2 separate regions of the Homo sapiens genome follow, and region 2 is linked to region 1. Evidence: chromatin contacts called from ENCODE Hi-C or POLR2A ChIA-PET data. All regions are on one chromosome and are shown on one strand. The core of a region is the stretch at or near the end of the contact, and the rest is flanking DNA. Distances in the headings are between cores, read along the strand shown.

The links. A loop is a pair of places that touch in the nucleus more often than their neighbours do. ChIA-PET counts read pairs that join two places held with the same protein, here RNA polymerase II (POLR2A).
Region 2: POLR2A ChIA-PET joins it to region 1 with 13 read pairs in activated CD8-positive, alpha-beta memory T cell. The contact joins the enhancer-like site here to the promoter of MRPL33 in region 1. A Hi-C loop is called at or near these places in 1 of 168 maps with a recorded cell type or tissue (posterior vena cava). POLR2A ChIA-PET finds 5 or more read pairs at or near these places in 6 of 52 experiments (HCT116, HEK293, MCF 10A and 3 more).

Annotation. Positions count from the first base shown.
Region 1 is chr2:27,769,570-27,773,336 of GRCh38, reverse strand. It overlaps MRPL33 (mitochondrial ribosomal protein L33), which reads right to left and starts at 1,618. Exons shown (of 4, transcript NM_004891.4): 1 at 1,538-1,618; 2 at 645-663. The coding sequence starts at 1,559. RefSeq lists enhancers at 1,437-1,566, 807-1,623, 1,857-1,976.
Region 2 is chr2:27,858,182-27,861,948 of GRCh38, reverse strand. It overlaps RBKS (ribokinase), which reads left to right. Exons shown (of 8, transcript NM_022128.3): 2 at 3,378-3,510. Among named protein-coding and RNA genes, the nearest start is that of RBKS, 30 kb to the left of the region's middle. Within about 2 kb of position 1,613, at least 2 of the 41 ENCODE cell types and tissues checked have a DNase peak (open chromatin) inside an H3K27ac peak, as active enhancers do.

The DNA.
Region 1 (3,767 bases), core at 369-2,868:
AATCCAAAAGACTAGCTTTAAGGATTTTCAATGTCTTGAGTTGCAAGGAAAAGCTGCTTTAGAACCTCCCTATTTTTACCACAAAATCTTCTGTTATTGTCTACAACATTTATTTTGAAATACAAGTTTGGTAGTTCTAGTCTCTCTGGTACAGCATGGAATCTTTAATCTTGGCTATTTTTGAAATGCTTATACCATGAATGCAAAGGATTACAAAACTCATTAAAACAGACTATGATTTAATCAAAGCAGAGTTTGTTCTTCTGGATTCCCGTAGTGAGCTCCAGACACATGGCCCCTGGTCCTCGATTTGAGGAAATGGAAATATGGTGGTAGTCCAAATACAGCACAGCCCAATGGTTTGTTTAGAAACAGACAGTGAGCTCACAAATCCTGGGACTAGAAAAGCAGCAAAGGTTCCTTCAAGTATTTCAATGCTCACAGAAGTAGCTCAGTTCAGCAGGAGGGAAAATATTTTTGAAAGAGTTCATAAAGAAAAAATAATCAACTAAGTAATCCACAAACCAACTCTTAGGAAATCAAGGCCCAATGCTTAATTTCATATAAGGATGTACTGGGAGCAGCTAGACTAACAAATCCAACATAAACAAGTGACGTTTAAAAAAGGAAAAATCTTTACTTACTTTGACTTGCTCTTGGCAACTTTTTTGTAGACAGGAAGGGTTGGAAAAGAAAATAAAAATATAAATGTATTCTCTTTCTTATGCAAAGTTCATATAAATATCAGTAATAACCAAAAATATTTAACTTATGAAATATGCCATGAGGTGTCACTCAAGTAACTATTCCCTATCTATTAGGGATCCCCTTAGGATTTTATAGAAGGAAGGTTAAAAGATCCAATCAGACCAACACAATTCTAGATTTAATATTTTGCATAATTTCATGACTGTTGGACTGGCTACCTTTTAAATCTTTCTAAAGTAATACCTGCTCCATTTTTTCCCTCTTCTAAGGTGCAAGTATTCGCGCTGCAGCAAGCTTCTTGTTTGACAAGTTTAACCTTTGCAAATTACAACAACCATCACATGTGGTGAAAACCAGATACTAAATCTAACTGGGAAGTCAGCCAAGGGTAAAGAAGAGCACTGACTCGGGAGCCCGAGGACTTCTTTAACTGCCCTGCCGCATTACTCAGGCAATTCATTGCCCCTCTCGGGAGCGGTTTCCTTATTTTTAGAGTTCGAAATAGGTGGGCTGCAAATTCTGAGGTCCTTCGGACAAAGATTCTCCTAACACGGGCTGGAGAAAAACGCCCCACAGCCAGACTCAACGGTCCGTGAGGACGGCAATTGAATCCAGACACCGCAGACCCCTTCTCAGGCACCCACAGGTCCGCGCAGGGAGGCGCGCCGCGGGGCATGCCGGACGCTGTGGTCCTGAAGGCCTGGAAAAGTACGCAGCTGCAGCTTCCCGTCCTGTTCGCACATCCTTCCCCGCATCATTCCGGGGCCCTGCCTGTCACGGCCCCCTAACCCTCGCCGTAACCCCTACCGGCGTCTCCAGCCCCACTTACAGAAGACCGCGGAGAGGAACATGGTGACCACACCTGGGCAGTCTCCGTCACCGGCCAAAAGGCCCCCAACCAACAACAACTGCTTCCGGGGCACGGCCCGGTTCTGGAAGAGGACATCCGGCAGTCGCCCGAGGCCACGCCCCCCGCCTGGAACCTGCCTCCAGTCGTCTGGCTCGTTCCTCGGTTTCTCAGAGCGAGTGTGTTTTGCTTTTGTCGTGCTGGAGGTTGGAATCCTCATCATTCTGGAAAGGGATTTACAGCTCAGGGTTCGCGCCCCGGCCCTGACTCCTATTTCTGGGTCAAGTGCTTTCAGCGTTAGGTGCTTTCCATATTTGTTTCACGAAATAATCGCAACCACCTGCATTAGACCCACAAGAACAACTGTGTATTGTACTTCGGCCGCTCCAGCGTATCAGCCCCTCGCATATTTTCTTAAAATGTTGCCTCCCCCGACCCAACTCCCTCTCCGCCTGGTTAAGCCTTACTCTCACTCTTCTGAGTCCCTTCGGCATTAAGAACCCCACCTTTCCTTAGTTATCCCAATCTCTAGGAGGGCAGGACCCTTTGCATCTCAAACTTCTGTATCCAAACACCTAGCACAGTTCCTGACATAGAAGCCAAATAACAGATTGAGAGCATTCACATCACGTGCCTAATATCACAGAACTACCAGGTGGCAGAGTAAGAATTTAAACCTAGATTTTATCTGACTCCAAAGACTCATGCCTTTCCCAGTAGACATTGGGACCTACCAGTTTGCAATCATTAATTTTTCATGGCTCTGTAAGGAACCTGGGCTCCTCTAACACCAAGGACCTCGTCAGTAACCTCATTTCGCAACTAATAATCAGGACTTTTGGATTTTTTTCCTAATCCGTGATTTGTATCTACATATGAAGTCTTACAGATGTGAAATAAGATTTAATCGCATGGCTCACGCCTGTAATCCCAGCCCTTTGGGAGGCTGAGGCAGGCAGATCACTTGAGGTCACGAGTTTGAGACCAGCCTGGCCAACGTCGCGGAATCCCGCCTGTACTAAAAATACAAAAATTAGCTGAACCCGGGAGGCGGAGGTTGCAGTGAGCCGAGATAGCGCCACTGCACTCCAGCCTGGGCGACAAAGTGAGACTCCGTCTCAAAAAAAAAAAAAAAAAAAAGTAATAAAACTGTTTTAAAGAAAATTCAGCTCTCTGTGCCATCACAAAGAAGATGAGGAGGAAAAAAATCAGCTCTCCATACAATACAATTCAATTTTTTAAATTAAGACCGTCCTTCTCCTTAGTACCTATAATACTTTTTTTCCTTCTAATCATTCTTGATATTTATCTTCCCATAACCGGACTCCAGCTACTGAGTACCTTCCAGGTGCCGAAATCCTTCCTTACCTTGCATTGGCAAAAAAGAGCTTCAGATGTTCAAGAGGATAAGGTTTCTTATATTTCCTTTAGAGGATTTATAAGAAAACACAAGACTGGAAGCCAAGGAACATGATTTCTAGTCCTTGTTCTGTCCCTTAGAAAGTCACTTTAACTTTAGCCCAGCCAAATAGCAGTTCTTAAACTCCATGCCCCTGCCCCCAACTCTATTCTCCTTACTCTTCTTTATGTTTTCCTACAGCACTTATTGCCATTAATAGTATTACTTGTGTACTTGTTGATTTCCCTATTGTCTTTGGCTACCAGAATGCTGGGCAACAGCAAAACCCTGTCTCTAAAAAAATTTTTTTAATTAAAAAAAAGAACTTCAGCTTATTCCCTCACTGCTGTATCCCTGGTTCCTACAACAATGCCTGCTACATCTATTAAATATCTATTGAATGAATGAATCTGAGGTGAGAGGCACCATACAAATGTCAATATTTATGTTTAAATAGCAAAAAAAAAAAAACTAACTTTAAGTATTGTCAATAGTTTCAGGATCCAGGAGAATGTATAAGCTTGCTTTTGAAAAGAGCCAGGTGCAGTGGGTCACTCCTGCAATCCCAGTATTTTGGGAGGCCGACGAGGGTAGATCACCTGAGGTCAGGAGTTTGAGACCAGCCTGGCCAACATGGCGAAACCCCATCTCTACTAAAAAATAACACAACTGGCCGGGCGCGGTGGCTCACACCTGTAATCCCAGCACTTTGGGAGGCCGAGGCAGGTGAATCACGAGGTCAGGAAATTGAGACCATCCTGGCTAACATGGTGAAACCCCATCTCTACTAAAAATACAAAAAAAAAAAAAAAA
Region 2 (3,767 bases), core at 364-2,863, 89 kb before region 1:
ATCAGGCCAGGCGCCATGGATCACACCTGTAATCCCAGCTCTTTGGGAGGCTGAAGCAGGGGGATCAGGAGTTCAAGACCAGCTTGGACAATAAAATGAAACCCTATCTCTACTAAAAATACAAAAAAAATTAGCTGGGCATGGTGGTGCATGCCTGTAATTTCAGCTACTCGGGAGGCTGAGGCAGGGGAATCATTTGAACCCAGGAGGCAGAGGTAACAGTGAGCCGAGATAACACCACTGCATTCCAGCCTGGGAGACAAAGTGAGACTCCACCCCCCCCCCAAAAAGAAATGGAACATACTAATCTCCTTATTCCGTGAATTATTTTCTTCACTCGTGTATTACTTGCATCAGGGTTAGGTTTAATGCCATTGTCAACAAGTTGATTTTGCCTTGTAGGAGATACATCAGGACACAGTGATGAACATTTGTTGAATTAGTGCATGAATGAAGGAATATATGACTTCTAGTTACAGTTCTTGCTTGTGGAAGAGGAATGCTGCTGATACTGGGAGTGCAGTGGGCAAGATCTGGTAAAATATGGAGTTGTTATTGTCGGACAGTTGCCCAGTCATCCCTGCCAGTCTCCCCCTGCTTCCCTAATCAACACCTCCACATCCTCATTTCAGAACAGGAATAGATGCTATACGGGGGAGACACAGAAAAGAGACAAAGGGAGGCTGGGCGCGGTGGCTCATGCCTGTAACCCCAGCACTTTGGGAGGCTAAGGCAGGCGGATCACTTAAGGCCAAAAGTTCGAGACCAGCCTGGCCAACATGATGAAACCCCCTCTCTACCAAAAATACAAAAATTAGCCTTGCCTGGTGGCGCACCCCTGTAATCCCAGCTACTTGGGAGGCTGAGGCAGGAGAATCACTTGAATCAAGGAGGTGGAGGTTGCAGTGAGCCGAGATCGTGCCACTGTACTCCAGCCTTGGTGACAGAGAGAGACTCTGTTTAAAAAAAAAAAGAGAGAAAGAGAGACAGAGACAGAGACAAAGGGAGACTCTTACAAAAATCTGTTCAATCAGCAAATATCTGTTAACCTCGTGTCAAGTGACAGACACATTGCATAAAATGGAGAACATGACAGACTTGGTCCCTGTCCTCATGCAGGGAAAGTCTACAGTTAAGGGAAGAAAGAGACAAGAGTAGGGGAAGGATGCAGAAGAAAAAGAGGAGAAATTAGTAAAATACCAAAAGAGTGAAGAATTTCAGTGATCACTGAATTAATACAATGCTTGTGTTAATAGAAGTTGTTTAGAAATGAGTTTAAATCCCAGCCATCTGCTCCCACATCAAACACACCTACTGTACCCATGATTTTGCCCTTCCCCCACATATATATATACATCCCAGTAATAATCTGGTGATTTTTAAATGAATTCTCACAGTTAGTAATAAAAATTACACTTGATTCAAACCAGTGAATTGTAACCCAGATCTAAGTATAGATGTAGTGGAAATCATAAGTTTCTTTAGTGACAGTCTTACTAATCAAGTTATTTGGCCTGTTTTTAGCCACATGGTATATTTTTTCTTTTTCAGGTTGCTCTGAGTGTTGTTTGTAGCAGCATCAGTAAGCCAAGAATTCACATAGTTACTCAATCACACAGATTACTCATCATTGCCTGTTCATAACAGAATCCTAAGATGTTTAAGATTTCTAATGCAAATCAAAATCTCATCATCACTTGTCATTGCTAAATTAAATGACAGGATAATAACATTACATTAAAACCATTTTTCTCTTGATTGAGTACCTTTTTCAGAAGTGAACCTTCTAGATGTATATTTTTTTTCATCAGTACTATAAATGCATTTAGAATCCAAGATAAAAATAGAATTTAAAGGGGAGGAGTGGGATGTTTTCAAATTATTGATGAGGCTCTTTTGAATCTCAACCATATTTGACAGTGTACTGCAAGGGAATGGAGTAGTTCAGCTCAATTTATTGACACTTTTAGAGCTATATAAAGGAGGTTAACAGGTTGAGCTTGGTCTTTATTGAAGCAATCGTGTGTTCTTAGCATCAGTTATATGTCATCCCGTTGCAAACTGGCTGTTAGGACTTGTCATTGCTCTGTTCTAATATAAGATACTGACTTCAGATAGATCACAACCTATGTGGAAAATTAATATAAATTTCTAACCTGTAAAAGCAGTGTAGGTTCTCAGTGGCCTTACCATTGTGAACTTACCTCTTTACCTTTCTTTCCTATCTAAAGCTAGTTAACCTTTTTTGGTCACACCTACCCTCTTTTTATCTGCTCCCTCTGGCCCTTGGCCCACTTCTCTGTGGCCAGCTAGCCAGTGTTCGTGCCACCTGAGCCCATCTTCTTCACTTGCCCTAGAACTCCCCAGAATGCCTCTTTCATTTTAAAGTCAATCATTTCCTTCCATCCTTCAAATATTTTATTTCCTCACACCTTCCATCTTTAATAATATGAAATATAAAAATCTTACCCTGGATCAAACCTTTTATTCTTTTTGCCTCACTTAATACTATCATCATTAGGCAATAATAGCATTATGGTAAAAATTCTTACCTCTTAGAGAAGCTGATGAAGGTATTGACTCAAACAAGATTGGCTATGAAACAATAAGTATTAAATTATTAAATCTGGATGATAGGTGAATGAGGGAAAGGGAAGCCAGTATGCTGTTTTCTCTACTTTTATAGGTTTGTAATCTTCCATAATAAAAATTTAAAAATAACTTAGCTCTTTAGTGTTCCTTTTTTAAAATAGACACCCTTTTTGAGTGAGCACGTGAAATGATGTGGTATGCAGGATGGACTAAGACTAAAACCTGATCCTGCTCTCTGAACACCCCACTCTTACTCTACCCCTTAGTAAACAAAAAAGATTCTTTAGCACCTGGAATTGTAACTTCCCTCTTCTCCTTAGGTCCTGTACTTGATTATCAGAATCCTGGTCTGGTTTAACACTTCCTGCTTCTTGGTTTAACACTTCCTGCTTCTTGTTAAAGTGACCAGATAAACCCATATAGAAATATACATTAATTTCATCCCATTTATTAAATCCCACTGTGAATAAAGTTCTGTGCTGGCATTAAGAAAGAGAATATGAAGGAAAAGTATTCATGAATAACCCTGATGCAGTACAACACTAGCCACAGTAGTGGTCTCTAGGAGAGAGAGAGGAATTCTGTCAAGGAGACTCATTCTTGATAATGATGCAAACTACTAAATGTCATCCTAAAGGAAGAGATAATCTTCGTTGCTTCTGCTTATAGTTCTAATTGTTAAGACTATTTAGAGCTCTACCATATAGCCTTCCCTCTCTTCTAAAGAACTTAAATTGATTACAGTTACCAATATGCTTTTTTCTTCTCTTTTTAAATTACAATAGTCTTACTTCTCGTTTGCCAAAAACTGGAGAAACCATCCATGGACATAAGTTTTTTATTGGCTTTGGAGGGAAAGGTGCCAACCAGTGTGTCCAAGCTGCTCGGCTTGGAGCAATGACGTCCATGGTGTGTAAGGTAAGTACAAAGTATAGTGGAGAGGACTCTAGAGGTAAGAATCTGGTTTTAAGACTGGAGTTCATTGTTTTTAATTTTTTCAACCATTTTAGAGTGAACAGTTCAGTGGCATGTAATACATAGAGTGGCATTTAATACATTCAACCACCACTTCTGTCTTGTTCCAGAACTTTACCATCATTCCAAAACAAAATCCCTTACCCCTTAAGCAGTTCCTCCTCATTCTGTCTTCCCTTTAAAGCCCTGGGAACCACCAG